Regions from separate parts of the Mus musculus genome. Here regions 1 and 2 are each linked to region 3. The links are chromatin loops, found by intact Hi-C in ENCODE. Cell type or tissue: left cerebral cortex. All regions are shown on one strand. Links, peaks and the distances in the headings refer to the core of each region. The heading gives the core; the rest is flanking DNA. Region 1 overlaps Oca2 (oculocutaneous albinism II). Region 2 overlaps Oca2 (oculocutaneous albinism II). Region 3 overlaps Oca2 (oculocutaneous albinism II).

What was found. Peaks named below come from ENCODE experiments on the same cell type or tissue, not always from the same donor. Only the 100,000 strongest peaks of a DNase experiment are listed, where the experiment ranks them.
Region 1: it touches region 3 in a loop (5-fold over the local background); 2 of 42 quality-filtered maps call a loop at or near these places.
Region 2: a loop joins it to region 3, with 2.2 times the contacts of the local background. A loop is called at or near these places in 2 of 42 quality-filtered maps.

What each region holds. Positions count from the first base shown.
Region 1 is chr7:56,456,982-56,468,210 of GRCm38, forward strand. The region is part of intron 23 of Oca2 (oculocutaneous albinism II); the gene reads left to right. Among named protein-coding and RNA genes, the nearest start is that of Oca2, 220 kb to the left of the region's middle. In left cerebral cortex, for the core only: a CTCF peak has its summit at 4,066 (motif pointing left); DNase peaks (open chromatin) are centred at 3,185, 3,558 and 4,062; H3K27ac peaks cover 186 bases.
Region 2 is chr7:56,413,028-56,424,256 of GRCm38, forward strand. It overlaps Oca2 (oculocutaneous albinism II), which reads left to right. Exons shown (of 24, transcript NM_021879.3): 20 at 704-763; 21 at 1,356-1,460; 22 at 10,261-10,354. Among named protein-coding and RNA genes, the nearest start is that of Oca2, 180 kb to the left of the region's middle. In left cerebral cortex, for the core only: no CTCF peak of the experiment used is centred there; DNase peaks (open chromatin) are centred at 6,636, 8,383 and 9,136; H3K27ac peaks cover 782 bases.
Region 3 is chr7:56,352,981-56,364,209 of GRCm38, forward strand. It overlaps Oca2 (oculocutaneous albinism II), which reads left to right. Exons shown (of 24, transcript NM_021879.3): 19 at 4,123-4,250. Among named protein-coding and RNA genes, the nearest start is that of Oca2, 120 kb to the left of the region's middle. In left cerebral cortex, for the core only: no CTCF peak of the experiment used is centred there; a DNase peak (open chromatin) is centred at 4,160; H3K27ac peaks cover 641 bases.

The sequences.
Region 1 (11,229 bases), core at 1,036-9,035, 100 kb after region 3:
TGAAGGGGCTGCACACAGGGTACAGCAGAAGGAAGGTAGGTGTGATAGGGTTATGCACGTCAACAGGAGTGAACAAATAAATCAAGACTTACCTCTGAAAGAACATTTCTTCCTGCTTGCAGTAAAATGGGAAGACTGAAGATTGCCAGTGGGGAGACAGGACTGGAGACAGGACTGAAGCCAGGGCATTCGGGAATGGGGGTGGATGTCTCAGAGGCGTGGAGAATGGGCAGGGGTTGATGTGGTATCAAGTGAGCTAGATTTCCTGAAAACAAACATCAGTAAGTCAAGGAGTAAAGAAGTCACAGCTGCATTCAAATGTAGGAGTTCTCTAGGAGGAGAAAAGTAGTCTGACTTTGTGTTACATTTAGCACTGGGAGACAGACTGCCAGATGCCAGGGTAGCTGTGGCATGGGTCAAAAGAGAGAAGCAATCGAAAACTCCTAGAATGGAGACAATGATATGTGGGGCTTGAGATGGTCTTGAGAGCAGGCAGTTGAATAATTTTGTGTGCTCTAGGAGGGAGAGGGAGAGGAAGAAGATAAAGAGAAAGAGGAGGAGGAGGAATGTAATACGGTATACTGTTAGTTATGACTTGTGGTTGTGAGCCATTCAAATTCTAACCTAATTAGCTTGAGAAGATGGTAAGCAGACCAGAAGATTTGCCAGCTCTGAATGGCCTGTCTAGCTAGGCCTTGTCAGTAGTATGAACCCTGTTTTGACCTTGTCCTTCTCTGGTAACCATGCTTAGGCCAGGGGCAGGGCTTCTTACGTATAGCAGGGAACAGTCCCTATAGCTCCAAGGAAGACCTGAAAGTGTTCTCTGGAAGGGCTTTGTCTGGCCCAAGGAGGACAGGTGTTTACTCTTGACTGGCCTTAACTATCTCTGGGTTTAGTATCCATCACTGAGTGTTGTTACCATGGCAGCACATTCAAAATACAAAACAGGATATCTCCTATGAAAAGACCGGGGTGGGGGTGGGGTGAAAATAATGTGTTCATTACATATATTGAAGGGATGCAGGGGCGGGAACAAAAGAGGTATTTTAGAATTCCTAGTCTACAAGTCAGTCATATGGTTCCTCAGGTACTACCACCATGTCTAGCTTTTAAGATCTGTCTTCCTGTAACTCCTTCCATGGGTGTTTTGTTCCCCCTTGTAAGAAAGATCAGAGTTACAGAGACGAAGTGTGGAGCAGAGACTGAAGAAATGACCATCTAGAGACTGCCCCACCTGGGGATCCATCCTATATACAATCACCAAGTCCAGACTTTTGTGGATATCAACAAGAGCTTGCTGACAGGAGCCTGATATAGCTGTCTCCTGAGAGGCTTTACCAGTGTCTGACAAATACAGAGGTGGATGCTCTCAGCCATCTTTGGTCTGAGCACTGGGTCCCCAATGGAGGAACTAGAGAAAGTACCTAAGGAGCTGAAGGGGTTTGCAGCCCCATAGGAGGAACAAAAATATGAACTAACCAGTACCCCCAGAGCGTGTGTCTCTAGCTGCATATGTAGCAGAGGATGACTTAGTCGGACATCAATGAGAGGAGAGGCCCTTGGTCCTATGAAGGCTCTAAGCCTCAGTATAGGGGAATGCCAGGGCCAGGAAGCAGAAGTGAGTGGGTTGCTGAGCAGGGGGAGGGGGGAGGTGGTAGGGGATTTTCAGAGGGGAAACTAGGAAAGGGTATAACATTTGAAATGTAAATAAAGAAAATATCTAATAAAAATGTAATTAAAAAAATCTGCCTTCCTTGAATGTTATGGAAAGTAATGGCTTCATTCCTATTACCTGGTCTTCCTCCAGGGAAAACCTTCCATTTCCCACCAGAGTAGGAATAAGTTATTTTTAATGTGTGGCGTTTTTGTACATGTTTTGTTTCAGTCTGTTTTGTTGACATTTTTAATAGCCTATGCTATGTCTGTATTTCTGTGTCTAGCTCAGCATCTCTCATCTGTATTGATTACTATCTACTGTCTGTCTATCTATCTATCTATCTATCTATCTATCAATCATCTATCTACCTACCTACCTATCATCTATCTATAATTTATTATCTAAGCAAACTACTATTATCTGAGTACCTATTACTATATATTTATCTCTATATAGTAATATATGGCATTATAGATAACATATAGTATTGTTTGTTTGTTTATTTATTTATTGTCTGTTATTTACTTATTATGTCTGTTTTATTTAATTTTTATCTCTCTACACATACCTGACTTTCTTTTATTCCCCATAATCATCTATCTAACACATACTCTAATGGCATCACTTTTGTTACAGGCCCTTTGGCTTCACGTTTACTTTTATATCAGTGGGGGCTTCTTGTCCATGAGACCCTGGCCCTTGTTTTTGGGACCTGCCTTCCTAAGGTGAACTGATGATTCCCTAGGCTGCTTCATGTATTCTGCCCTGGCAGCTGTGTGACTAATCTTAAGGATAACTTAGCTAGCAGACCAGAGCAACCATTTTCTGACTGCCTAGTCACAGGAAACTCCCAACACTCTCAGGTTGCTGGAGAATCCAGAATTTTCTTTTACTTATGCCTAAGAGAACTAGCCCTTTTTCTAATGTGCATAGTCAAGTGCTATCAGCCTCTCCTAGGTACTGTGCGTACAGTCCAACATTTCCCCAGACCCAGTAGAGAAATCTAACTCTGAGAAGACATCTTTCAGTCCTTACATCCACAAACTTGTGAATGGATAGTTTTTATAACATTGTTTTTGCGATGTTACATTCATTTTGAACAGCAGTGATGTTTATCAGCCTGAGCTTGTCTGGGTCACCTGAGCATCGATCTAAATGTTCTTATGAGCACTTTGAGATCTACCGAGAATAGCTGAGTGTTTGGGAAGTGGTTTTCTATGTGAATCCTTTCTGTTTCTTCCACAAATGTTCTGTAAGGTTCCAAGCATAGAAGTGACAGGCTCCTGGAATGTGACACTATCCTCAGGTAGCTGCCATGGTCCAGACCAGGACGACTGAGGAGACACTGGTATCTGACCAGCCTGGTCCAGTTAGAGTGGAGAAGATCAGCACTGAGGACTCACTCCCCGTGAGTGTTTGTTAGAGAATCAGGATCACCCAGAGAGTATGTCTGAGATGATGGTGGAGAGCAAAAAACAGGAGTGTTGCAGTGCCACCAGGACAGGAAGTAATGTCCTGGACTTTGTTTTACCTAGATTCAGGTCCATCTTCTATTCTACCACTCACAAGAGCAGCATGAAAAACGTGAAAAACAGAAAATTATAAAGCCAGCCCAACAAAATCTCTGTTGAGTTATAGGATTTACCCTGAGAATGCCTTGTGCTATATATACCGTTTTATCAAATGTCCTTACAGAAAATCTGTCGGTTTAAAAAAAAAATCAAAAACACGAATGGAAATTCATTTTAGAAATGCAAATCTATATTTTTAACAGATGATTCACTTTTCCCTAATTAAAGCAAGGATATGATTGTGCCTGTCTTAAATGTCTCTATATTTAGTTTTCTACATTTTTAATATCATGCCAGTTTTCCACGGTTTAAAACAAAACACCCTTTCTTTCTTGCAGTAAAATAGCTTGATCTCTACTGTTTTGTGACCTGGACGTTACAATTAAATTTACAGCATCTTCATAGTTTTCTTTGTATTTTTTCCCATTAGTGACTCACGGAAATAATAAAGAATATAGGACCTGAGAATCCAATTTCCACATGTGAGATTTCTCTAGCATGATAATTTCTCTCCTTTGTTCTCTCAGCTTCTGGAGAATAGCATTATCTTCTGGAGTTTTGTTTTTTTTTTTTCCCTTATACTAAATTTTGGCTTTCTAGACACTGGGATTTTACTCCAAAATTCACGTAAAGAATATGAGAATTTTTATAAAATAAATATTTTTTACTAATCGTTGAGAATTTCATACAATGTATTTTGATCATATTCATTAACCCATCCCAGATCACTCCTGGATCCCACTGTCCAACTGCCTCTTTTTTTTTTTTAATTTAATAATCCACTGAGTCTGGTTTGCTATGCCCATGTATGTATGTGTGTGGGGCCATCTGCTGGAGTGTGGCAGACCTACCAGGAGCCACACCCTTAAAAACTAACTCTCCCTCCCTTAGATGCCATCAGCTATCAAAAGCATTTCTGTTAGAGGTGGGAGGGTGGGGGAGGCTTTTGAGCTTCAGGCTAGAATTAATTAGCTTGATTAATTAATTAGCTGATTAATTAATTACTTGACTAGCTTGATTTTGTACAGGTCTTATGCAGATGACCACAGCTCCTCTTAGTCTGTGTGAGCAGTGGCCCAGTTATGTCCAGAAGACACTGGGTTGCTCTGGTGGTATGAAGGAAGTCATACAGGGTCAGAGGGTCTGGAGACTTCTACTCTGTCCACGTTTGGTACTCATGAGGTGTGGGAAGAGAGGCAGGAGATGGGAGTTTCCAGGCCTCTCACCTGTCTGGACTGGATATTCATGGCGTAATGGAAGTGTGAAGAGAGTAAGCAGGCCTGGGGATTCCTTACCTGTCCAAACCAGATGCAGAGGGGTCAGGGATCTTTAATGTTTTTTAAAAACTACATTTCCCCCTATCATCCTTTAAAATAAAACTTCCTCTGAGAAATAGTCAACATTGATCATTTACAGTCAATATATGCATGTCTCTCTGTGTATATATTGTTTCAAAATACTGAAAATGAGAACCATTCTGTATGCTGCTCTGTACCTTATTTTATTAAAATTTAGTCATACAGCTCAAGGACAGTCCCTGTGAGCATGCATGTAATTTGCCCACTCTTTAGTGGTTCACTGTATTCAGCTGTGGTAGGTCAACAGGAGTGTGTTTCCTAGTGTCTTTGTGTACATGACATTGGCACACACACACACATCTCTGGAATACAGACTATGAAGCAAAATTGGTAGTTATCCATTTTGTTGCTTCCAGGTTTCCCAGCAAATGACTTTCGTGTGCTCCTCACCGCATGACATAACAGGATACTTTCAGCAAAACTATGAATTTTGAATATTTATTTTTTAAAAAAGATTAATTTATTTTATGTGTATACTTTTAATTTTTTTCTAATTTGGTGTAGAAAATTATCTGGGAGGGATGATTTGTAGCCACCCAGCCACAGTGTACAAGTACTGTCTGTAACAGTCTCCAGAAAGACATTCTAGAGAAGCCTTCAGACTGATGCTGTGTCAAATGTTTTATTAAAAAATTATTCCATGATAAGCTGCATTTTAGAGTAAATGGTTATATTTAGTCCTACAGGACTTCTATCTTAGTGAACTTACTATTCATTCCAAGTCCGGAATATACTTTTCTTCTTTTAAAATTGTCAAAACACGTACCTCCAAAGACACAGACAAAACTCTTCTTTTTATGAAGAATTGTGTGCTGTGATGACTCCCTCAGTTCTATGCCCACTCAGTAGGTCCTGTTTCTCTTAACACGACAGATCTGATGACTAACACACTAGCACCACAGCCTCCCTAAGGCCTCCCCCCAAAGCTCACCCTAGTGGGCTTTCAGTCACCCAGGCCAGCCAGTCTGAAGTTGCTTCCCCCAAGGCACCTCACCACCGCTGTACTCTTCTCCAGTAGACAGAAACTGTAGAAAATAGTCTTAAATATTCAGATCTCAACATTTCTTAAAACAGGAGGAAGGAAGATAAAGAGCCATGAGGTGTAAAGGTCATTAAAGCTCATTAAAGGGAAGTACTTCATCTTCATGCAAAGCTTTCCAACCAGGAGAAAATATCCATCACATCTGTAATTACAGCGAGGCCTAATGGGACATTGAAATTCACGGGGCGCTCCAAGGAGACTTCAGTTACATATTTCACACTCTCAAAATTAGGAACAATCTTTGCAAAGTATTGATGAGGGGTTAGGAAGTGTGGGGAGCGGGTGTGGCGGCAGTCCCAAAGGCGCCAGGGACTGCAGCTAAGTCATATGACTTGCACCTTCTTGAGTGCTGCGCAGGTGTACCAGGATACAGGTGAATCCAATTTGGTGGAGATTTGCCCCTGCTGCCCTGATTAGCTGAAGCCTCGTGACTGGTGAGGGGGCGTGGCCTGCGGTGCGTGGATGAGAGAGAGTATAAAAGGAGTGAGAGGCCCAGGGTCGGGGGAGATATAAAAACAAGGGCGCGATATATAAACAAGGGCGCGATATATAAACAAGGGAGATATAAACAGGGGAGATAAAAACAAGGGAGATATAAAAACAAGGGAGATATAAAAACAAGGGCGATATAAAAACAAGGGCGCGATATATAAACAAGGGAGATATAAACAGGGGAGATATAAACAAGGGAGATATAAAAACAAGGGAGATATAAACAAGGGAGATATAAAGAAAGAAGAAACAGGACTGAATAAATGTGTGCAGAAGGATCCTGTAGCAGCGTCGTTCTTCCTGGCCAGTTGAGCGCGCGCAACACATGGCGGGAAAACTGCCCCTGCACGTGTGCAGATTATGTTTACCACTTAGAACACAGCTGTCAGGGCCATCTTATAATGGCAAATGTGAGGGCGGCTCCTCACAAGGAAGGAGCCTGGTTGGTGGCCCAGTGTCTGAGAGATCTCGGGGGTCCAGGCGTGTGTGTGTGTGTGTGTGTGTGTGTGTGTGTGTGTGTGTGTGTGTGTGTGTGCATGTGTGCTTCTCTTTCTGACAATTGCCACAAAGCCCAGGAATACACTGGTCCTACTTTCCTAAAGAAAGATAACCTTTCCACAACTTTTCCAAGACTCTGAAACAACATTAAGTTAGTTGTCTTCTTTTAGTGATTGTCTTATGTACTTAACAAAGAAATATGGGGCCCTGAGGCTCCTCTGCTTCAGCAGGTGGAGAATTGTTGAATTGGGTTGGGGGGAGGGGTAGAAAAGCTAATGATTCCAAACAAAGTTAAACATCTGAAGATTCAGAATTTCCCAAAAAGTAGATCGCCACAAAAAAGTGAAGGAAAAAAAAATCCAAGAAACAAATCTGTGGGAGGCAGCCTGCGTTGGTAAGAGGAAGTTCATCTGATGGTATGAGGAGCAGCTGAGAAGAAAGCTGCAAAGACAGGGAGTCTGAGAGGGCTGAGGTGAGCAGATCCATGGAGGACCTCAGGGTGCAACAGAAGGTGAGGAAGAGAGGAAATGGCAATGGTTATTCAGTGAGGCAATAAACGAGGGTGTGCATCTTATTCCCAGAAAGACAGTGCACAAGCTTCTAATCCACTCCTCACCGGGCCAGTTCTACTTTATGCTCAGAACCAGCTGTCTCCCTGCTGCAAAATGCACAGCTTTCTCCTACTTCAGGGAACACACTCCCAGGCCATGGAAGGTATTCAGGACAGGAGTGTCAGAGTCAGAGAACATCAGTGGTGTATTAGGACATGTTAGTCAATCCACAGCTCCCCACCCCCAACAGCCCACACGTATCTTCTCATATCATGTGTCTTCCAGTCCTTGGACAGCAAGCTTACTCTATCCATTTAGTTTGGTGGTTCGATGGATTCTTTTATTTTTTTAATATTTTTAATAGGTATTTTCCTCATTTACATTTCCAATGCTATCCCAAAAGTCCCCCATACCCTCCCCCCCCACTCCCCTACCCACGCACTCCCACTTTTTGGCCCTGGCATTCCCCTGTACTGGGGCATATAAAGTTTGCAAGTCCAATGGGCCTCTCTTTCCAGTGATGGTCGACTAGGCCATCTTTTGATACATATGCAGCTAGAGTCAAGAGCTCCGGGGTACTGGTTAGTTCATAATGTTCCACCTATAGGGTTGCAGTTCCCTTTAGCTCCTTGGGTAATTTCTCTAGCTCCTCCATTGGGGGCCCTGTGATCCATTCAATAGCTGACTGTGATCATCCACTTCTGTGTTTGCTAGGCGCCGACAGAGTCTCACAAGAGAGAGCTCTATCTGGGTCCTTTCAGCAAAATCTTGTGTGCAATGGTGTCAGTGTTTGGAAGCTGATTATGGGATGGATCCCCGGATATGGCAGTCTCTAGATGGTTCAATGGCTTCTTTTAACAGGGAAGAAAATTCTGCCTCCCAATGGTCCTCCCTTCAATGTTGCCTTTATCCATGGGTCCTGACTTAATAGTTTCAGCCCCAGAGGATTACCACTCATAGCTGGCCTTTTCTGTCTTCACCTAAAACTCTGCATAGCTCTTGCCACCCACACTCTTTCCCATCCAACCTGAGCAGGTGTGAGTGCTCTGATTTCCTACATTACACGTGGCCTCACCAGAACAGAAAGGAACACACTTGCCCTTGTTTTATACTCCATACCTGCTGCAGTCATAAAGCCTCGCTTGGCCTTTTGCACATGGGGAGTAGAGAAAATGAATTCGTACTGGGGCAAAGTGCTGAAGACTTGGTTTTTGTCTTCGTTAGGGTAACTAGTGCTATGAAACACCATAACCAAAAGCAACTTGAGGACAGAAGTGCTTATTTTGCTTACATTTTCACATCTGTCCATCATCAAATGCAGTCATGGCAGGAACTCAAACAGGGTAGGAACCTGGAAGCGGGAGCTGATGCAGAAGCCATGGAAGAGTATTGTTTTCTGGCTTGCTCTTCATGACTTAGTCAGCCCAATTTCTTATAGAACCCAGAACCACCATCTCAGAGATTGCACCACCCACAATGGGCTGGACCCTCCTACATTAATGCAAAAGAAATGCTCTCCAGACAGGCTTAAAGCGCCATCTTATGGAGACATTTTTTTTGTTTTGTTTTTGTTTTTTTTTTTTTTTTTTCCATTTTTTATTAGGTATTTAGCTCATTTACATTTCCAATGCTATACCAAAAGTCCCCCATACCCACCCACCCCCAATCCCCTACCCACCCACTCCCCCTTTTTGGCCCTGGCGTTCCCCTGTACTGGGGCATATAAAGTTTTCGTGTCCAATGGGCCTCTCTTTCCAGTGATGGCCGACTAGGCCATCTTTTGATACAAATGCAGCTAGAGTCAAGAGCTCCGGGGTACTGGTTAGTTCATAATGTTGTTCCGCCTATAGGGTTGCAGATCCCTTTAGCTCCTTGGCTACTTTCTCTAGCTCCTCCATTGGGAGCCCTGTGATCCATCCATTAGCTGACTGTGAGCATCCACTTCTGTGTTTGCTAGGCCCCGGCATAGTCTCACAAGAGACAGCTACATCTGGGTCCTTTCGATAAAATCTTGCTAGTGTATGCAATGGTGTCAGCGTTTGGATGCTGATTATGGGGTGGATCCCTGGATATGGCAGTCTCTACATGGACCATCCTTTCATCTCAGCTCCAAACTTTGTCTCTGTAACTCCTTCCAAGGGTGTTTTGTTCCCACTTCTAAGGAGGGGCATAGTGTCCACACTTCAGTCTTCATTTTTCTTGAGTTTCATGTGTTTAGGAAATTGTATCTTATATCTTGGGTATCCTAGGTTCTGGGCTAATATCCACTTATCAGTGAGTACATATCATGTGAGTTCCTTTGTGAATGTGTTACCTCACTCAGGATGATGCCCTCCAGGTCCATCCATTTGCCTAGGAATTTCATAAATTCATTCTTTTTAATAGCTGAGTAGTACTCCATTGTGTAGATGTACCACATTTTCTGTATCCATTCCTCTGTTGAGGGGCATCTGGGTTCTTTCCAGCTTCTGGCTATTATAAATAAGGCTGCTATGAACATAGTGGAGCATGTGTCCTTCTTACCAGTTGGGGCATCTTCTGGATATATGCCCAGGAGAGGTATTGCTGGATCCTCCGGTAGTACTATGTCCAATTTTCTGAGGAACCGCCATACGGATTTCCAGAGTGGTTGTACAAGCCTGCAATCCCACCAACAATGGAGGAGTGTTCCTCTTTCTCCACATCCACGCCAGCATCTGCTGTCACCTGAATTTTTGATCTTAGCCATTCTGACTGGTGTGAGGTGGAATCTCAGGGTTGTTTTGATTTGCATTTCCCTGATGATTAAGGATGTTGAACATTTTTTCAGGTGCTTCTCTGCCATTCGGTATTCCTCAGGTGAGAATTCTTTGTTCAGTTCTGAGCCCCATTTTTTAATGGGGTTATTTGATTTTCTGAAGTCCACCTTCTTGAGTTCTTTATATATGTTGGATATTAGTCCCCTATCTGATTTAGGATAGGTAAAGATCCTTTCCCAATCTGTTGGTGGTCTTTTTGTCTTATCTCAACTCCCCAATAAAAAGACATAGACTAACAGACTGGCTACACAAACAGGACCCAACATTCTGCTGCTTACAGGAAACCCATCTCAGGGAAAAAGACAGACACTACCTCAGAGTGAAAGGCTGGAAAACAATTTTCCAAGCAAATGGTCTGAAGAAACAAGCTGGAGTAGCCATTTTAATATCGGATAAAATTGACTTCCAACCCAAAGTTATTAAAAAAGACAAGAAGGGACACTTCATACTCATCAAAGGTAAAATCCTCCAAGAGGAACTCTCAATTCTGAATATCTATGCTCCAAATGCAAGGGCAGCCACATGCCTTAAAGACACTTTAGTAAAGCTCAAAGCACACATTGCACCTCACACAATAATAGTGGGAGACTTCAACACACCACTTTCATCAATGGACAGATCGTGGAAACAGAAACTAAACAGGGACACAGTGAAACTAAAAGAAGTTATGAAACAAATGGACCTGACAGATATCTACAGAACATTTTATCCTAAAACAAAAGGATATACCTTCTTCTCAGCACCTCACAGGACCTTCTCCAAAATTGACCATATAATTGGTCACAAAACAGGCCTCAACAGATACAAAAATATTGAAATTGTCCCATGTATCCTATCAGACCACCATGGCCTAAGACTGATCTTCAATAACAACATAAATAATGGAAAGCCAACTTTCACATGGAAACTGAACAACACTCTTCTCAATGATACCTTGGTCAAGGAAGGAATAAAGAAAGAAATTAAAGACTTTTTAGAGTTTAATGAAAATGAAGCCACAACGTACCCAAACCTATGGGACACAATGAAAGCATTTCTAAGAGGGAAACTCATAGCTCTGAGTGCCTCCAAGAAGAAACGGGAGAGAGCACATACTAGCAGCTTGACAACACATCTAAAAGCTCTAGAAAAAAAGGAAGCAAATTCACCCAAGAGGAGTAGAAGGCAGGAAATAATCAAACTCAGGGGTGAAATCAACCAAGTGGAAACAAGAAGAACTATTCAAAGAATTAACCAAACGAGGAGTTGGTTCTTTGAAAAAA
Region 2 (11,229 bases), core at 2,144-10,143, 61 kb after region 3:
ATTTATGCACATTGAAGTTGATTTTCAAATATTAATCTCCCTTCAGTGGAAATCCCAGTTAAAATGCAATACACTGAAGAGGTGATGGGCACCTGGGTTGCTGTCCTATCCCAGTGCTGTGTCCTCTTCCTACGGTCAAGATTGTGGTGTGAGCAGAATTTCTTGAGTATCCACCATCTTACTCTGCTCGTCTATATTTCATTGGACACAGGCTCTTATGGAGGCAGATTTACTATGTTGGGAAAATGTCATGTGCCTCACTAGATATACTTTAAAACAAACAAACAAACAAACAAACTTGCGTCAATGGTTTTAAGAACTGAAAATTTAAACTCAAGCCTTTAAAATACATTGTGGATATATAGTTTATTTAAAAGTCCCTTTTTGTGGATTGACATTTCTTTGTATGTGATCAAATGGTATGTTTCTTATAGACCTTAAAATAAAGGGATTGCCTTCTGTCCATGTATAAATGTAGCATAGATGTTAACATGGATCAGTGAGGGAATTCCTGCCCTTGCTGTTGTACATTCTCCCTCTGTGCATCTTTATGTGTTTGTATGATAACAAATTACTTATAGACTGTGTTAAGGAATATGGTCTTCAATGAGAAAGGATAACCTGTGCCTACCCTATGTTCTCTTTTTGAAAGACATCTGAAATCTGCACATACTCTCACTTTTAAACATATCTTTTCTTTTAGGCATTGACACATCTTCACTTAGTAGAGTATGTTGGAGAACAGACTGCCCTACTAATAAAGGTACATTGAATGTTCTAATAGAATATGTTCAAGCCATTATCCTTTGATTTTTGTTAAAAGAAAAATGAACAAAAGAAGTCTGATAAGAGTGTTACATTAATTATGTCAAAAGCACTGACGGGAGCCTACTTTACCCTGGGTAACCTAGAGATGAAGGGGATACTTGTCAAATAATATACAATTATAGATGCTTGCTATCTTGCTTTTGCCTTTAGTTACAGTAAGTCTAAAAAGGAGTAGCACATAGTAAGTGAATGCTGCAGAAATTCCCATCTTAGGATTCTGCTGGGCCAATCTGTGTGGTCATCAGATGTTAGTAAGTAATGTACATTTTTCCTCACATAGAGCTATTTGGCTGAGAATGGCTCCTCTCCAGTTACTTGTGGCCAAGGTATAGGTATGGCCCTCATTTGCATATCTATGCTTACCTGGGTCTTATCATGTATCAGAAGAAAGAGTAACAATCTTTTGACTCTTTTTGTGTATATGGTTTAGTATTGCAGTAGTTAATGCATAATGTGGCTATCATCATTTTGTGTATATGGTTTAGTATTGCAGTAGTTAATGCATAATGTGGCTATCATCATTTTAGATGGTTCCAGAAGATCAGCGCTTTGCAGCTGCCATTGTCCTGATAGTGTGGGTCTCAGCCTTGGCATCATCCTTGATTGACAACATCCCATTTACTGCTACGATGGTAAGTGGTGTGATCCGTGTGTTTAAGGCCAAGCTCTACCTGTTCCTATCTGGGCTCATCCTTTTTCTCCCTAAGAAGCAGGGCATGAAACCAGCTCCTCTGTTGCCCTTACATGTAAGGGGAAAATGTGAGCAGCTGGATACGGAACACTTAGCGAACAGTTACAGGCTGGAGACCAGGCTTTGGAGAGTGGACAGCATATCATGGTCACTGCCTGTTTGGGGAGCCCAGTTGAGGGCTGCTACCCTTCCCAGAAAAAAAAAAAGTTTCATTTTTTTTCAAAGGAAATACAAGAAACCAAAAGTCTGAGCTGTTGCCTTCATTTTTCCTCAAATGCAGAAGTTATTTATTCTAAGCAGCCTGAATGGATTCTGGTACTTGGCCTGTACATATAGAGATTTAAGTCTCCTTTTGATTCTAACTCCCAACCAACACCAAGACCCCTATCTCTGGGCTATCTTCTTCGTCATTGATTGTTTGTCTTAGGACAGGAACTGTGGTCTTTGGTGTGAAAAAAATCAAAGTGAGAATAGAGATTTAAAGGTAAGATCTGAGTCCTGCCACAAACAGTTCAGGGCCAAAGAGTGCTTAGAGCAGAAGAGTGAGTGTTCTCACAGCAGGATTCTGATGGGGGAATTCTCTCTGTTTTCCATGAGGCCCCAAGTGGTCCCTCCCTCCCATACAGATAGCCCATGTATGTTGTGAACAAGGATCCCCACGTATGAGTACAGCAGAGCTGGCCATGTAAGGAGAGGGCTGGTTAGGCTCATAGCCTTTCTTTCTCCAACCTACATTATTTAGACCTCCTCAGTCTGGAATTCATTTTATGCTAAGCTTTATTCTCTAGTGACCCAGTTCTTGTTTCAAGGTGTGGGTTTGGGAATTCTGAACTAACTCAGTGGTTGTTATTTCTAGTGGACACATCTAGAACAAAACACATAAGATCTTCAGGTTGCAGGATGGTGTGTTTAAGGAGTCCCGAGAGTCTGTAAAATTTGCAATAAAGCAGTATGCTTTAATGTAAAACACTGAGTGTTTTCCCCTTAAGAAATGAACAAGACAATGTTATCTATGAACATGTCTTACTAGTCAGAGGCTGTGCAATAAAGCAAGAGAAGCAAAGAGAAAGGACTGGAAATGGAGACATTAAACTTCAGTGACAATTAATCTGTATATTAGATAACACTAAAGAATCTACTAATTAACAATTAGGATTGATAGGTAATTTTTTCAGATCCTGTAGAGATAAAAGTCAGTTCGTAAATCATTGTGTTCCTCTGTAGGCACAATAGACTAATAATGAGAACTTGAAATAGATGCCATTATCAGATGCATCTTCAGCCCCAGAGACAACAAGGCAACCTTACACACTTATCCTATCTCAGTGAGACCACATCATGTGGTCCCAGGACATAAGCATTTGCCGTAATCCTTTATCTGTTCTTCCTGCTGGGCATTGTAATATCAGAAGGTAAGACAGACATAGAAATGAACAACTCTAGGGCAGCAAGGCTTTACTTGGGAAAGACCTGGGGAGGAGAGAACTCCAGTCTAGGAAACCAAAGAGGCTACTGTTTGTTTGTTTGTTTTTTATTAGATATTTTCTTTATTTACATTTCAAATGCTATCCTGAAAGTTCCCTATACCCTCCCCCCACCCTGCTCCCCTACCCACCCACTCCCACTTCTTGGCCCCGGCATTCCCCTGTAGTGGGGCATATAAAGTTTGCAAGACCTAGGGGTCTCTCTTCCCAGTGATGGCCGACTAGGTTATCTTCTGCTACATATGCAGCTAGAGACACGAGCTCTGAGGGGTACTGGTTAGTTCATATTGTTGTCCCACTATAGGGTTGCAGACCCCTTCAGCTCCTTGGGTACTTTCTCTAGCTCAAGAGGCTACTGTTAAGGCATAAAAGGGAAAGAGGGAAAAGGACAGATGTCTTCCTTTTGGGGTTGTGGTGACTACTGTTAAGGGTAGCCAGGGGGATGAGTAGTGACATAAGGAATGTTACTAGGTAGTGGATTAACATCTTTCATGATCAGTTATTGCTAGGGGTTGATGAGATGGATGAAAAGAACAAGAATATAGAAAAATGAGTTGCTTTAGTTTTGGGGATTGTCATCGTCATCTTTTGCTTAAAATTAAGGAGCTTCACAAAGTGATTTGGCTTTGAATAATAGCGTTGAATGCTATTCTCTTCTGAGGAAGCTTTAGGATCTCCAAACCAAACTCTTACTAGAAATGAAATGGAGGTACCCCATATTGTAAACACCAGATTGTGTTATTGTTTGAATATGACTCATTTATTTATTTTGAATATGACTCTTTGTATCTTGTGATCATGATGGCATTCATTGGTGTGATCATCACCTGACATTCTTTAGGCCACTACTCATTTCCCCAACTACCACTTCCTGAACTTATATATCTGCTCCTATAAGTAACCCCTCATAGATACTGCTGTATGTAACCCTAGCAAAAACCATTGGCTCACCAAAATGGATGTTGGTTATATACTTTGGTCCGTTGTTGGCTTCCTATCTGGGTACTTGTACTGAGTACCTGTTTGCCTATGCCTCTCCAGGAATAGTATCACTCAACAACTTGGTGCATTGTTTCCCTCCAAGCTGATACACATAGATCAACATTCTCTGTTTAGCCCCTTCCACAGTGTGCTACTAAAGAAGATGATACTGTGTCTTGATAACTTTTCTATTACTGTGATAACATATTGTGACCAAGGCAACTTATAAAGGAATTTAATTTGGTAGAGTTCATGGTGGCAGGGTGAAGGGACAGTTGAAAGCTCATATCTTAATCTACCATCATGAAATGAATAGAAAGCACCAGGAATTGCACGAATCTTTTGAAACCTCAAAGCCTGCTCTCAGTGACATACTTTCCCAACAAGGCCACACCTCCTAATCCTTCCCAAACTGATCCACCAGCCTGCAACAAAGTAGTTAAATATATGAGCCTATAGGTGCCATTTTCATTCTAACCACATGTTCAAATTTATGAAGGCGGCTGTCTAAGGAGGTTGGAAGGTAATGGCAATACTATGAGGAACTGAGATCATTTGTCTGTAATGTTTTATTTCCTGAAAGTTAAACGAATAGAAAGTGCTGAGACAAAGGCAAAGACATAGTCAGACTTCCTCATGTGCTTGTGAGCAGAATTCTGTACGCGCTGTATGTGACATGGTGTAATTAGATCATATACGGACCCTCCTTGCTTTGCTTACTCCTTCATGGCTTACTAGAGAAGGTCTTTTATGACTTACACTTTAGCACATTTCATCACAGCTTTTCCTTATTTGCTTCATAGTTGTGTTTGGCACTCAAGGCTTATTGTTCATGTGATGTATTTCTTTTATCCTGGGCGAGGTTTCTATCTTCTCTTCAAGTCTTTGCTGTATCTCGTTCCAATGCTTTATTTTTGTTCTTTTAAAATATTGTTTCGTGGGCTGAAGAGATGGATCAGTAGTTAAGGCTACTGTCATTCACATAGTGGCTCACAATCATCTATAACTGCAATCCCAGGGGACCCAACACCCTCTTCAGGCCTCTAAGGGCACTGGAAATGCACGTGGTGCACAGGCAGAATGAAGACCGAACATTCATTTGGATAAAATGAAAAAAGAACCAAACTCTTTTCTTCACATTTCTTTTTAGTTTCTTAAAAAACACTCAAACACTATGTAAATAACTTTTCAAAAATTCTAAGTAGAGAACCTTAGCGGTTAACAATTTTATTCATCGAGTTTTAGTGAGGACCATTTTATTTGATAGTTCAGCCTGTGGCAGACCACAGTGAGTTCACCCTCCTTGGATGAGTGCAAAGCCAATCAGCACACGAGGCAATAAAAGACCTAAGGAAGCTTTATTAGGAGCACAAGTAAGAAGAGCTCTGGGATAACTCCCAAAGCACCAGTCTCCTTAAACAAAGGAGACGGAGGGATTTTATTAGGGAAACTCATGCATATTCATGTTGAAAAAAAAAAGAGCCATGCCTGGCATAAATGGATAAAAATAGGAATTAATCATGGTAGGTTGCTTTTCCCTAAGTAACTCTTTGTTTATATCTTCAAACTATACCACTCTTCAGGCTCTCTTAGAGCTTTACTGTGTCCCCCAGAGTCATAGGCTCCATCTCTGCCTGCCCCTCCGGCTGGGCCTCCCCTATCTGAGACACACCATTGCATCACAAGAGACAGGGTGCCTCTTTTTACCATCTCCTTAACCTTTGCTTTGTTGATTTTGCATCTGGTAACAGCTCTCTCTCCTTCTCTGTCCTGGCACCTGCACCTGCATAAGTGCAGATGCGGATTGGGAATCCTACACCTGTGCTGGTACAATGTGATGGCAAATGCCCATGCAGAGCCTTCTTTTGCTCCTGTGGAAGGTGATGCAGTGGTCCTCTGCACTCTATGGGTGTATCCAAGGGAGTGGAGGATGGAGATGTGGGGTGGGGTGCAGGGGAGGGGGCATGAACGAGACTGCCAGCAGAATTGCTTCGTTATTAAGATAAGGATTTTTGTTTTTGTTTTTGTTTGTTTGTTTTAATTGTGACTAAGAGATAATGTCCAGAGGTATCTGGAGGAGTCCAGAGTAGAGAGAAAGAGAAATTAGATGGGGGCCTAGTCAGTTCTAGAGATGGGAAAGAATGGGAGAGAATGGTGGAGATAGTGAGGTAGCAAGAAATAGAGGAGAGAGTAGGATGGGGAAAGGGAGGGAGGGAGGGAGGAAAGGAAGGAGAGAGAGGACAGAGACAGCAAGAGGGAGTGGTGAACAAGAGCATGAACAGTGAAAGAGAGACCGGCTACAGAGTGTGGGGGGAGACATCCTTTGAATCATAAGGAGGATGAGTATCTGGAGGAGGAAAGGGCAGGATGCTAGCATGGACTTAGAGTTGTGTAACAGGTACTGAGAGGGTCTGGTGGCCAGCATCGACTTTGATATGCTGATTGGCACCACAGGTAGCCACTTGTCCCCTCTGCTAGGGGTATGGGGAATGACTTCTTTTGGCAGCTAGGAACCAGTTTTGCAAGTGCCTAAGGAATTCTGGCTTTTATCTAATCACCAGAAATCTTTCTACAGTTTAGCCTGCGCTCATTTCTAGACGCTGACAGCAGAGCCAAACAGCAGGCTTGCAGAGTGCTTGTGTGGCCCACGGCCAGTGATGTGGAACTAGCCAGCTGCCTATTACTGCTTTTGGTTTTATTTTTTCCTTTGCAGTCAGTGATACACTGCCTGGGAATTTTCCATTGCTTAATAAAAGACCAGGGCTTGAGAATGTGCCCCCTTCTTCTTCCACCCACTAAGTGCCTGCCTACCTGCAGCAGACTCTTCCCCTGGGCCAACTGTGGAAAGCTGGAGCCAATGCCTCTGGGTTTCAAGGGCTGTTTTATGGATCTCTAGCCTCCTTTGTCCAAGGCCAGGTGTGTAGAGTGACTCCCTACTGTGAACCTGTGTTTGGCAGTTTCCCTCACTGATTTGGCTCTGACCCACTGACTGATCAGTGGTTTGAGGGGCACCAGGTTTCCTGTCTACAGAGACTTCCTTCTCTCTGGAAGTGTCTTCATTCTCCACAGATGTAGAGCTTTCGGCATGTAGGGAACACTTAGGGAAACTCACCAAGGGCCAAAGTGCTGGCAGACAGCTGCTGTTTCAAAGGACTATTAGTACAGATGCAGTTGGGAGTCAGAGGCCTCTTGGTGAGGAGCTGCCGTGGCTGCAGGAAAATAGTAGTGATGTGACCCTTTAATACAGTTCCTTATGTTGTAGTGATCTCCAACACATTCATTATGTGAACTGTGTACACAGAACAGCTCATGTGTGTCAGTTGTAGAGTTCTACTTTGCACAGTCAGGAAAGAACGAGTTATCATTTGGAGGGAGGATAGTCAGAGAATTAGCCCATAAATGGCAGGATGGCACCATGAGTATTTGATTTATGCCCAGAGGAGAAAGAATCAGTCAGGAGATGAGCTCAGTTTTCCATGTTGTCTGGATAAGGCTTCCAGGAACGTTGTACTGAGAGCAGTGTAGATTATGGAAGGCATCCATGTTCCAGGGTTTGGTGAGAGACAAAGTTTGCTATTAGCTGTTTTTTCTAGTTTTAAGACTAGGCTTCATGATGTTGCCCTGGGCCTGGAATAGGCTAAGTCAATAGAAGCTATGGGGATCTTGGTGTTGAGATATTTCAATATTTGGACACATTTTTCCATGCCTGGGAATCCCCTTTACACCCTTTACACTCACCTGCCTTTCTTTCCTTGCTCATTCTTCCTGTCTGCAGTGGACAAGAGCTTGTGGGAATCTGAGTATAGCCCCATAGCAGAGAATTTCTAGGTCTCTGCTACAGTGCCCTCAAGGGAACCTGAAATACATAGCTAAGCACTGAGAATTCTATGACAGTTTTTCTTTGTTGAAGCCTCCCTCCCTTTTTTTCATACTCCTTCGTTTGAATGGGAAAGATTTTGTGGCAACGTTTGGATTTAAAATGTTATAATTTTTGTCCTGGCCTGAATTCAAATGATGCACACTTGTGCACATAATTTTATAGTTCTTAAAAATTGTTGTGTTTTTTTTTTTTTTTGTTTTGGATACACATAGTTGTGTGTATTGCCATTTAGCTCATGTGTGAAGTCAGTTTTTTGAACGCCATTTTTTTCTTCAGCAGTTTCTCATCCCAGGTCTGTTTCCAGGCCCACAAGGAGGCATTCTAGCAAGTGTTGCTGTTGGCTGTCGTAGCTGGGATCAGAAAACCATGCATGATAAAGGTCAAAGGTCCTTCACACACACACTTACATTTTGTTTTTTACTTGATGCCATTTTTGGTTTTAGCCTTTTTCTTTTTTTCTAAAATGTTCTGAAACAAAATAATATAGAGAGCTGAGCCAGGTCCAGTGGCCTGCAATTAGGCTAAATAACACAGCAGTTATAGGCACTCATGGCTGGGTTTCTGCAGAGGGAGGATCTGGATTGGATCCCAATATGCCATTTATGAGAACTAAATAAGGCTATCCTAAGAGGAATAGGAATGTGAGCAACAAAGGCACCCTGTCCCCTCCACGAACTTGACAATGCAGGTTGCAGGACTTCCCCAATGGGTAGGTGATGAGTGAGTCCTCTGGCTAGGGAAGGTGACCTTGGAGGGAAATTGCAGGGCCACAAGCCCGCCCTCCCTCTCCCAAGTGTGTGTGTGTGTGTGTGTGTGTGTGTGTGTGTGTAAGAGAGAGATAGAGAGAGAGAGAGAAAGAGAGAGAGAGAGAGAAAGAGGGAGAGAGAGAGAGAAGGAGGGAGAGAGAGGGAGGGAGGGAGGGAGGGAGAGAGAGAGAGAGAGAGGGAGGGAGAGAGAGAGAGAGAGAGAGATCAGAGATCAGAGATCAACTTGCAGGAGTCAGCTCCCTCTTAACACACGGAGTCAGGGAATCAAACTCAGGCCATTGGTTTGGCATCAAGTCCCTGTCCCTCCTAGCCATATCACCAGCCTCCACTTGTCAATTAAAGTGAAAGCAGACACATTTGAGGAGTGAGCTAGTGTGGACTGACACTGACAGGATGACTCACGAACAGCACGACACTGGCAGGGTATCATAGACACTGAATGCATGGCTCTTAGGCACCACATGAGACTTGACATGACTTCATCCACTGTGACTCACAGCAGCAGCCTGGGCAGCTTTAAACAAGGAAACCTGGTTGTTCATCTGGCTAGCACCAGATACAGACAGATGGGTACAAACACAAAGTTTTGTGAATGCCAAAATTTGCTTTGGTTCCCTGCCATGCATCTTGTGCTCATTTAAATTAAAAGAAAAAAAAACAGTTTGGCCATTAAAAAAATGTCTCTACTATTGCATATGCCAGCAAGATTTTGCTGAAAGGACCCTGATGTACCTGTCTCTTGTGAGGCTATGCCAGTGCCTGACAAATACAGAAGTGGATGCTCAAAGTCAGCTATTGGATGGAACACAGGGCCCCCAATGGAGAAGCTAGAGAAAGTACCCAAGGAACTGAAGGGGTCTGCAACCCTATATGTGGAACAACAATATGAACTATTGGTCTCAGTACCCCCAGAGCTCATGGCTCTAGCTGCATATGAAGCAGGAGATGGCCTAGTTGGCCATCATTGGGAAGAGAGACCCCTAGGTCTTGCAAACTTTATATGCCCCAGTACAGGGGAATGCCAGGGCCAAGAAGTGGGAGTGGGTGGGTAGGGGAGCAGGGCGGGGGGTGGGTGGGTATAGGGAACTTTCAGGATAGCATTTGAAATGTAAATAAAGAAAATATCTAATAAAAAATGTTTCTGAGGGCTAGTGAGATAGCTTAGCATGTAAAGGCACTTGCTATATGAGAATGTAAGCCTGACAACTTGAGTTTTATCCCCAGAAGGAAAGTACTGATTCCAATCTACAAGGTTGGCCTTCCATACTTGTGCTGATACTACCACCCCATCACCCCCCCCCCCGACACAAACTAATAATAATGTTGATAATATGATAACAATAATGATATAAAGCTCTTAAAAATTTTAATTTTATTTTATGTGAAAGGCATTTTGCCTACATTTATGTCTATATTTTACTCTCAGAGGCCAGATCCTTAAGATGCTGGTTGTAAGGCTCCACAAGGGTACTGGGGATTGAAGCTAGTCATTTGTAAGGCTAGCCAGTGCATTTAACGGCTGAGCTATCTCTTCTAAAACAAGGTTCTTTAGGTTTCGTAAATCAGTCACAGTGGGTGGCTCTTATAATTTTCTATGGCGTGTGTCCATAATACTCGTTTCTTCCACAGATTCCTGTACTCCTGAACCTGAGCCAAGACCCTGAAATTAGTTTGCCTGCACTGCCTCTCATGTATGCCCTGGCCCTCGGTGCCTGCCTGGGAGGTAAGGGTTGCCGACTGCATTTTGGGAGACCACACTAACCTCGTTGTCTAGACAAAGCAAGATTTAGTAGTTAACAGATCAAAAGTAAATTGAGGAGAATCCTGGAGACTTCCTGATTTCAAAATCTGAACAACCAGAACTCCTCAGTTCCTCTGTGAAGCCTCTCCTTTTGGTCATAACCTTTCATGGATTGGGTCCCAGAACCCTAATCACGGCTACCCAGGGAAATGAAGAAATGGAAAAACCATGGACATACAGGAAAATTGGGATCATGTGGTCTGGGGTCTCTGGGAAGCTCAGAGTTTATTATATGCAGTTGAACAGGGAGGTGAGGTTATTTCATACATCTGACCAAGAAGACAGGCTTAGCTAATCTCTGTAGGAGCGGTCTCTGTAGGGGAGCAGTCTTCAGGCTGTAAACACACAGGGGGGGGGGGGGGGAAGCTATAACAGACATCTGCTTTACACACTGTCTCCACTCACACCCAGATCAGAGGAAGGCTTTGCTACAGCAACAATATAGTCACTCAGGATTTCACTTTCTCCCTATTTCTCACTCTACTTCTCACTCTGCAGAACCCATGATCTGATGACAGTCACTGTTAATAGTTCAAAGCTAATGCATTCCCACCCTGTCCAAGTAAGGCTCTGCAATGGACATTCTTTCTCATTCTCCTCTCTGGGCTCCCCTGTTCAGAAGGAATGCACATGCATTAGGTAGAGCAGGGACTCTATCGCAAAGGAAGAGGGATGGTAAGAGATCAAGCACAGGTGCTGGGACTGAAGTCTAAAGAAAACTGCAATGTGAGTTAGAGATTGCCAGATGGAATTGACCGCTGGTTAATACCCGAGGGCTTTGGATTTAGCTGTCTGGA
Region 3 (11,229 bases), core at 1,064-9,063:
CCATAGAGATAAATTCTATATCTTAAGTTGGGAAACAGGCTCAAGGTAGACAGCTAATGATAAGGATCTGGGAGAAGATAATGCTACAGATTGATTGAGATAAATGTCAGAAGTCTTTGGGAGCCAGGTGTGGTCTGCATTATACAGATCATACAGAGGTCACTAGGCTATGAACCACAACTATTCCTGCCTTCTGGATAGAAAATAGAGAATACATAGTTTCTTTTGAAGAAACAACCCTGTGTGTAATTCCTGGTTTCCTTAGTACTTATCTATGAGCACAAGACCATCATCCATTGTCTTGGCTTTTATTATTCCATTTGTTATTTTTTTGTTGTTGTTGATGCTTCCAAAACACTGTTTTAATTCCACATTACTCTTATTTTATGAGTTATTTTCTTAATCATTATTATGGTAATTACAAGGAACAAATTAACTTGTAACAGTCTATTTCAGATCAACACTAATTTAATTTTGATAGTCTGAAAGAGCTTTCCTCTTTATAATTTTTCATCTCTTTGTCTTTTGTGCTACTATTTGCTATATAATTTTAATCTTTATATATCTTATGTTCAGTTCTATAATTGTTATTTTAAGATGACATATTTTAAATAACATGAAAGGTCAAAAAGGTTATATCTATATTATTTTTATTTATATAAATGTTCCCAGGTGTTATTTATTCATGTGGTTGGAGTATCTTTCCAAAATGGTTTTCAGTTAAGACTCAAGGGCTTCTATTAGTATACCTTAGATTAAAGGTAGTCATGTCTTTTCCTGTTTTTGTTTATATAGGAATGTCCCATCATCTTTCATTTTGAATGGCAGTTTGGCTGGGTATAAAATTCTTCATTGACAATCTTCTTTTTCAACACTTTGATTATGTAATCCCAGGGTCTTCTCGCATCAGTATTGTGAGATTACTTAATTTTATTGAGTTACGTGGTTAGTTGCTTCTCTCACTGACTCAAAACTTTCTCTTTGTGCCTGTCTTGTCTTTCAGCATTTTTACTATGATATGTCTGAGTGTGGCTCGCTGTAAATCTGTCCTAATTGGACTTAGTTGAGTGTCATGGATGCTGAGATTAATCTTTTCATCATATTTGGGGAGTTTTGCTCATTATTTTTTCAACTATTTTATATTTTATCCTTTTTCCTCTGCTTTTACTTTTAGAATTCTTATGATCCATGTATTGTCTGCTTCATGGTGTCTCACAAGCTTCTGATGTTAATAATTTCTACTTATTAATCTTCTTCCTAAGATTAGAACTTGTTGTTCTTATCACTGCCCAGCTTATACTTTGTATTATTAAAAGCTTTAGAAACCAACTTACATTTCCAAAAACCTCACCATAATTTCATTTCTTTTAGAGATGAATAGATTTTTGGAGGTCTTATTTTATATTCACATTGACATCCTTCCCTAGCTGAATTTCGATACATTTGTCATCATAGAAACTTGTTCTGTTAGTGTCAATAAAATTATTTATTTATTTATTCTTATAAAATGTTTTCACCATATTGTCCTTCCCACCTCTTCCAAGCCCTACTATTCAACTTCATGTTCTTCCTCTCTCTTTCAAACACCAAAAATGAATTGTCCCTTTACCAGCAGGTATCCACTGCAAGCAGCTTCTTGGTTGGGGGTGAGACTTTTTGTTCACTTCTCAATAAAAACTTCTTTTCGAGGGAAGATGTTCCTGTCTGCTGCTCACTGGTGATTTGTGCGTCTCTCCTTGGAGACTATGGCGATCTTTGAATACCTGGAGAGGTTTGGTTGTCAGGGTAACTTTAATGATCTGACTGAGTTGCACTTGTTGGCCATCATACAGACACTGTGAGATTTAAAACTAAGAAGCCTATCCCCTCTTCTCTGGCTTATTCAGACCTTTGACAGGAACCCATAGGTGCATTCTGCAAGGTTGGCCATGTTTCAGCTACAACTACCCAAGTACTACCACCTGCTCTTTTATTGTCTCTACTATGGTTTGAATAATGCAGCTAGTTTCTTATGTTGAGGTCACAGAGATGAAGAATTTGGAGCCAAGAATTTGGTTGCCCATCCACCTTTCATTTTTCATTTTCAATATCTTGTATCACAAAGGTTGGCACAAACACTAAGACAGCTGGCTTTTTAAAAGTGATTTTGATAGACACTATGCAACTTTCCAGCAACAGGTTTTCTGAAAAGTACATATAAACAGAAATATCTATTAGTTATCAGCAAAATAGTAAGCCATGTTTCAAGGCAATTATTAAACTCTGAAACCAAGTGATTAATATTTATTAATATGATTTTCTCCTGGACAATTAACCTTGACAATTTAAGTTGTATCAAACATACTAATATTTAGTTTTCTATGTAAGTTTTATTTTCCTTTAGCATTTGTAAGATGGGCAATTCTCACATTTGTTTTTAGAATACTAAATAAAGCTGTTTATATGTAAAGGCTTATTAGAAATACCAGGACTAGGGATTTTCCCTAAAATTCTGAATATCTCTATTTTGAGTCAACATATTAGAAACAATAAGGTCTGTTGACTATTTCATTTGTTATGGCCATGTTTCAAGTTTTCAGCATTTATAACTTAAGCAATGATTTTGAAAAATCTTGTTAGATATGATTATTTCATAAGCTTTTCAATTTTTTGTGGAAACTGTGTTTTGTTGTTAGGAAATAGTACAGCATATTAGAACAAAACTAAACAACATGGCTAACTAGTTTTTCTTTGACTATTTGCACAATATTACTTAAATGATGTACATTGCAGCTTTTCCTTAGGCCATATGCTTTGGAATAGAATAAGATATGTTGGGTAGAACATTGGTCCTACTATCTCAAAAGTTTTTCTTATTTGTTCTGTGTTTAGTATTGATCAATAGGGATCCTTTTGGACAGAGAACTAACATTTTTGATGCCATCAGATGAGCACACAGTTTCTGAATCACCTTGGCAAGACAGAAATGGTGGTTAGAGCTTAAATCTACTTCAAGTTCTGGATGGGAATGTGGATTTTGTTTGCTAACAGCTCAGTGAATATGTTGATCTTGTAGCTTCATCCATGGGACTGAGAAAGCTTCCAGTAGGAAGGAGAACAACAGAGTAAGGAGTAGTGAGTGTATACTGATGAGCCATTACACAAAACATACTCTGAAATATTTCCAATCACCTTATGTGACATGACTTGTGAGCTATAGTACCACAGTCCTCAGGCATCAGAAATGACTAGAACCTGACCAGATGTTGACCAAGATGAGAAGAGTCAATGAAGAATGTGTCTTTGACAATCAGGGAACCTGGGGAATAAGGGGACAGGCCTCATGACTCTGTGATCTCCAAAAGCAGCTGGATAAGTTTCTCAGGTCCAGGACAATTTGTTACCCCTTTTCAGGGTTCTGGTCACATAGAGGAAGGTCATTCTAGCTGTTAGTCTGTGAATATTTACTTACATTTGTTTGTAATAGCCAAGCACTAGAAACTATTGAGATGCTCTTAGTGGGAAAATGGAATGTACGTTATGGCATAGCCAAATATACCACTGACTGGTGAAGAACACTGAATTTAACTCACAATGTGAAAGGGAAGAACCTTAAAGTAATTGTGCTAAATGCTGCTTTTCTGTCAAGGTAATCTGACCACTGTCACATAAAAACATGCGCCATTAGATCATTTGGGAATGTGACAGCAAGAGTAGACCTTTGTATAAAATGTGTGAGATTTGGGGTTTGAGTTGAAGCATTAGGAGGAGGGAGGGAGGAAGAAAGAGATAAAAATACAAATCCTCATTCATAGAGAATACAGAGAATATAAATTGATCTATCGAGACAAGAGAAGGCTGTTCTGTTGGGAGTGTGCTAGCACACAGTGACAGAAGGATCTGGAGGGGGATAGAGCATGAATGAGCATGAGTTCTGCGGATGATGAATATGCCCATTATCTTGATTGCAGTGTTGGTTCATGAATGTATACATAAGCCAAAATAGAAATTATACTTTAAAATATACACAGTTTGCAGTACAGCATTGTTTTCAACAAAAAAATGTAAACCATTCAGAAGATAAATCATCCACTGGTGTGCTAGCAATGGTGTTTTACAGGCTGTATTTTGTCTGTTTTACAGGATGGATTGCTATTCTGGGTGCCATCTGGTTGCTAATTTTAGCTGATATTCATGACTTTGAGATCATTCTACACAGAGTAGAGTGGGCGACTCTTCTCTTCTTTGCAGCACTCTTTGTGCTGATGGAGGTAAGGCTTTGGAACTGTTACTCGATTTTAGATTTTTACATTTTGTTTGCAGAGTGAAGCCTAAGGCTGCACATCTTTCTACATATTCACTAAATGGGAAATGGTAATGATTAATGTTAAGGTGACCCGGGTTTTTATTTCTGACATTTAAATGTTTCTTATAAAAATGTTTATTTGGTTATTATTCTGTCTTTTTCTTGAATTGTTTTTGTGACATATACATTTGTTTTAATTCGCTAATAAAATATAATTTGCTCAAAATAAGTCTGGAGGAAATGGCTTACACTAGCAAGTTCATACAGCACAAGGATCTGACTTAGACGGCACAATACTGAATGAATACTGCTGTATAGGCAGAGAAAGACTACGTCAGAGAACATGTGATGCTATTATGTATTGCTTTGATTGGAAAGGTTTCTAAAAATTATTCACAATACGTATTTTAATCTTAAGACGTTATTTATAAAGTTGTGCCTTCCTCAAACAGAGAGGAAGAAAAATAGCTAGCAAAAATATGATTCACCAAAGAGTTCCTGACCAAGCATGGGTTCATTGCCTCCCTGTTGTCCCCTGTTATTATATTTTCACTTCTAAAGGCAGAACATTTCCCAAATTTCTCAGTAATGGCCTTTTTGACTCTTGCAAGTCTATTTTTTATTTTTTAAAAATTAATTTTAAAGTTAGCATACAAAACAATGGGTTTTATTATGGCAATTTCATGCAGGTGCTGTTCTTTTTTCTCATTCATCTCCCTTCTGCCACACCCTTCCATGATCTGCTCCACTCTCATTTGTCTCCTTCCATCTCTCAAGTAGTCCTCCCTTTGGCTTTCATGTCCCATGGATTCTCTTAGCCACTCCCTTTCTACCCTTCCTGGCTTCCTGAAAATCTATTCCTAATTTCACTCATGATCCCTTATCTGCAGTCATGACTCTACACACACACACACACACACACACACACAGACACACACACAGACACACACACACATGCACACGCACATGCAATTAAATCTATATTCTACATAGAAGACAAAACACGTGACACTTGTCTTTCTGGCTTATAGTGGTTTCATAATGGTCTTCCAGGTCCATCCATTTTCCTGTAAATATGATAGTGTTTTACGGCTAAAAATTTTCATTTTGTGTCTGTGATTATATAGCCATTGTGTGAGTCTCTGTGTGTATGTGTGTATTAGCACATACTCATTTGTTTATGGACATTTAGGCTGATTCCATGTCTTAGGTGTAGTCCTTGTGACTGGTTCAGCAGTAAACACCAATGTGTGTGATCTCTTTGGTATGTTAGTTTAGAATTCTTCAGGTAAATATGCACAAGTGATATACCTGGGTCATATGATAATTCTATCTATCTATCTATCTATCTATCTATCTATCTATCTATCTATCTATCTACCTATCTATCTATCTATCTACATCTCCTCCCCCACCCCAGCCCTTCCCTCTGAGAGGGCAGCCTCCCCCCGCAGTATCCCACCACCCTGGTGCATTAAGTCTTTGCCGGATTAGGTGCATCTTCTCTCACTGAGGACAGACAAGGCAGCCCTCTGCTACTAATGTGTTGAGGGCCTTAGACCAGCCTGGGTATGCTCTTTGGTTGGTGGCTCAATTCTCTGGGAGTTTCCAGGGGTCCAGGTTAGTTGACACTGTTGGTCTTCCTGTGAGGTTGTCATCTCCTAGAGGGCCTTCAATCACCCCATAACTCTTTCACAGGGGCCCTGACTTTCGTCCAATATTTACTGTGGTATCTGCATCTGTCTCAGTCAGCTGGTGGGTAGAACCTCTCAGAGGGCTGCTATGCTAGGCTTCTGTCTGCAAGCACAACATAGAAGCATGCCTCATTGGACAACAAGTCCTACAGAGGCAACCCATTCCCAGCACTAAACTTCTGGTGTCTCGTAGGATCATTGTTGATTCATTGTAGGAAAACTTAATTTTGGCTCTCGTTGTGTATGTGTATAGATGTATTTTAGGAAACTTCTAAGTAGTAGATTTTCATGTGAGGTTTGAAAAGTTTCTGGTGCTTTTTTTTCCCTTTCAGTTTTCCTCTCCTACTCTGTCCTCCCTCCTATATCACAATCTACCCCTTTCTATTCTTTAAGTCTCCTTTAACCCATTATGTCAGGATATTCTATCTTCCATCTCCTGAACAACTTTACCTGTAGGCCTTTAATAATTTCCTTACCTTTAGGGGCATTCCAAATAAAACACTCACATCTAAAGATTCAAAACTACCATCCACAGTGAGAGAAAGCATTTGACTTTTGTCTTTCTGAGTCTCTGTTACTTCATTCAGAATAACTTCAGCCACTTACCTTCTAATTCCATCATCTTATTTTTCCTGATAGCTGAGTAATAGCTCATTGTAGAAAATGCCATATTTGAATTCTCCATTCTTTAGTTGATGGGTATATTGACTGCTTTTGTGAGCAGAACATCAGTGAACATGGATGAGCAAGTACCTTTGCAGTAGGATATGGGATCTGTTGGGTTCATGCCCATAAATGGCATATCTGAATTTTAGTTTTAGTTTTTTGAAGAGATTCTAGCTGATTTCTACAGTTGTTTTATGGTTTACATTTCCACCAATGATAAATAAGCCTTCCATTTACCCCCATCCATGGGTTTGTTGTCATTTTCTTCATGGATGATGGCAATTCTGATTGTGGTTATATATAAGTGCAAAGAAGTTTTATTTTCATTGTTCTGATGCTAAGTATGTTTAAAAAATCAGATATTTATTGGCCATTTATAATTTTTTGCAAACCACCTTCAGTATACTGGCTTATTTACTGATTGGATAATGCATTATTTTGATGTTTAATATTTGAAGCTATTTGTATAATGTAGATATTAACTGCCTGTCTGATATGTAGGCAGCAAAATTTCCCCATCATGTATGCTATCTCTTCACTTTTATGCTCATGATTTTGCTGTGCAGAAGCCTTTTAATTTTGTATAATTCCTTTTTTTCATTTCTTGAGGTTATTTTCTATGCGATTGGAGACTTTGTTGAAAAGTTGCTTGTGCCTGTACCTTGAAGAATTTTACTATGTTCCTCTGAGCAGTGTCAGATTCTCAGGTCTTTCATTAAGGACTTGGAATCATTCTGAATCGATTTTGTGCAGGATGGGAAGCATGGCTTTAGTTTCAGTTGCCTGATTCAGAATGACTGTTTCTAGCTTCAGCCAGTTACCTTCTAATTCCATCATTTCTTTTTTCCTTTTAGTTTCTGTCCTCTGCATGTGGATAGTCAGTGTACCCTGAAGTATTTGCTGAAGAGGCTGGTTATTGTTGTTGTTTTATTTTCTCTATATTTTTGGCACCTTTGTTGGGATGCTATAGTTGTGTGAGTTTATTTATGAGCATACTGTTTTACTCCAATGGTTTATATGTCTGTTTCTGTGCCAGTATAATACAAGTTTTGCTATTATGCTTCTGTAATAGTATAGTTTGAGGTCAAATATCATGATGCCCCCAGCCCAATTCTTCCTGCTTCATCATGCTTTGGTTATGTGGATGGAATCTTTTATGCTTCTATGTGAAAGTTAAAAATTTTGAAAATATCCTGTTGTTAGTGTTTTAATGGTGATTGTATTAAACCCATAGATTACTTTTAATAATATAACCATTTTTAATAATAATAAACCTGCCAATCCATAACATGAAAGTACTTGCATCATTTAGCAGGTATGCTTAACCTTGTAATGTTGGAACATGATATCATCCACAAGATATACACTCAAGAACTGAACAAAAATTAATTAAAACACTGTTTTTAAAAATGTATGATTTTGTTTAGGTTAGATTCATTATTATTTTTGGCCATATACATTTCTGGGCCATGGTTGAACACATACTTTCTATTCTGTCTTAAATTTTTTATTGAAGGTTTTTTTTTTCACTTTCTTGGTAGATTTCATTTTTTTTAAAGATACACTGAACATGACTCCCCCCCACCCCCGATTTCTCTTTCTAAAAGTTTGTTTTGGTATATAGAAAAGCTATTAATTTTGCATGTTTATTTTATATTCAGCTACTTTGCTAAAAATTGTTGACTAGGTCTAAGAGTTTTCTAGTGATGTTATTAGGACTTTTTAATTATAGATTTACTTTCTTAGTAAGTATGAATAAATTTAATTATTTTTAAATTTAAATTATTACTCTTTACATATATTATATATTGACAGCAGTTTCCTCTAACTCCATTCCTTCTAGTTCCCTGCCCCTACAAGATCTATTTCTCTTTTGCATACCTTCAGAAAAAAAAAAGCGAGCCTCCCAGGGGTAACCAAACATGGCATAACAATTTACAATAACACTAGGTACAAACCCTCATATCAAGGTTGGAAGAGGTGGCCCAGTAGGAGAAAAAGAGTCCCCCAAATGTAAGCAGAAGAGTCAGAGACATGCCCCCCCCAGTCCTGCTGTGAGGGATCCCAGAAGAACAGCAAGCTATGTAACCATAATGTATATGCAAAAGATTTAGTTCAGACCGATTACAGTCCATGATTGTAGCTTCGGTATCTGTGAGCCAGTGTGAGCCCTGCTTAGTTGATTCAGTGGGTCATGTTCTTACTGTGTTCTCAACCACTCTTGGCTCCTAGAATCCATTCTCTCCCTCTTTTTCCAGGTTTTCGTAGCTTTGCCTGGTGCTTGGCTGTGATCTCTGTATTTGCTCCTATCAGTTGCTAAATGATGCTTCTCTGATATCAATTAGGATAGGCACTGATCTATAGGTATAGTAGAATGTCATTAGGAACCAAGTAATTTACTTTTTTGGTGGGGAGGGAGTTCGACTTATTTGGTTCTATCCTGGGTCTCTAGACTGACCAGCCTCTGGTTCCTGGACATCCACACAGTTTCAGCCATGAGCTCCCTCTTGTGCTGTGGGCCTCAAGTTGGACCAGATATGGTCACAAAGAGAAGAGGAGCTATTTCAGATAGGTTGGGTTGGCACTGGGGGAGTTTTAGTGGTCCCCGGGCAGGGTGCTTACCTGGGGTTCTCAGTGTCAGCTTGGCTTCTGGTGGAGTAGGAGGTAATTTAAACAATTCATTTCCTATTTATAGTCTTTTTATTTCTTTCACTTTTCTTATTGTTGTAGCTAAGACTTCAACAGCATATTTATAGGAGTGGAGCAAGTGTGCAATTTTCTTTCGTTCCAGAGTTTAGAAAACAGTCTCAGCTTCCCACATTAGAAGAATGTTAGCTTATAACCATGACGTATATCCCTTATTATATTACATCTATTTTTATTTTATTTATGTTCTTAGTTTCTTTAATCTTTTTTAATCATAAGGAGATGTTGAACTTTATCAAAGGCCATTTTTGGGGGGAGGGCTACAGTGATGACACTGGTGCACAATCAATCATGAGGACCAGAGTTAAAGTTCCAGTACCCATATATCAAACTGAGCATCTTGTAAGTGCCTGTAACTCCAAGTCAGAGGGATCTGATGCTTTCTCTAGCCTCTATTTGCATTCTAACCTGTACACACATAAGCATATACTCACACACATAAATAAGTAAAATAATAACCAAGGTCTGTTCTGTAACTACTGAGATAACCATTTATTTGTCTGCTGAATTATACTTGCTGATTTCCATATGTTGAAACAAACTTGCAGCTCTGCAATAAAATCAATTCAGTCAGGCTCTACAATTTCTTAATGTGTTTTTCAGTTCTATTTGTAAGAATTTTATTGAGAACTGTTGTGGTTTTGGTTATCGGCAAAATTGTTACATCTTTTCTTTTTTTGTTTTGTTTTATCTAGTTTTGGTGACAGTGATTTCAACACTGTAATATGAGTTTGGTAGTGCCTCCCCCTTTGATATTTTATGGAACAATTTGAGGAGCATTACTTGTGGTTCTTCTTTAAATGACTGCTGATTATTTACCAGTGATTGAAATGATTTATCAATCATCCAGCCTGGAATTCATCTGGTGTCCTGAGCTTTTCTTCACTGGGAGATTGCCATTACTGCTTAAATTTAATTGAGGATTATGCTTCTGTTTAAGTTGCATTATGACTAATCCAGGTTGTCAACTTAACTACACCTGAAATAACTAAATTCCAAACACCAGAAACACCTGTGTCTTACCCGAGCTAGTATCTCGTTGGCAAGAATTCACTGGGACAACCGGATCCTTCTACGGCAAAGCTTTTATTGCTTCAACTTAAGGAAGACCCCTCGAACCCGGGAAATGGTGCTGCTTATATAGCCCGCAGTGTGATGTTTCAGCACCTGATGTGGCGTGACAGCACCTGATTAGTTGCTCGCCCATCACCCCATTACTATGCCCTGAGATGGGCAGTGACTGGGCGTGAATTTACTCTTGCACTTGCGCAAAAGGCTTGTTTACTAGTTAGGCGCAGTGGAAGCTGCGCCATCTTATAATGGTGATTGCTCCCGGCACAGCTCTCCACACCTGTGAGCAGTTTTTCTTGATAAGATCATTTGATGTGGGAAGATCCACCTAAAATCCTGGCCACACTTTCTGGTGGCAGCCCATATAAAAGGATGTGAAATAAACAAGCTCTTGGTTTTTTGCTTGCTTGCCCTCACCCTCATTGGAAATTTCATCTTTTCTTTTCCTTAACAACTCCTTTAATATCAATGGCCTAAATTCTCCAATCAAAGGACACAGGTTAATGGAAAAAAAGCAAGAAACAAGATATCTGTCCTCTATAAGAAACATATCTTAGCTTTACGAAAGTACTGCTTTAGAATAGAGTAGACTAAAGGACTTAAGTCCAATTTCAGGAGGGAGCAAGCAGGCATTGTTATCTTAATATTAACAAAATGATTTCAAAATATAACTAACTTTGCTATCTTGGGTTTTGTGTTATTTCATGTGAAGTTGAGAATTGCTCTATCTATCTCTCTGAAGAATTGAGTTGAGTTTTGATGAGGGTTGCATTGAATCTGTATATTGCTTTTGGTAGGATGGCCATT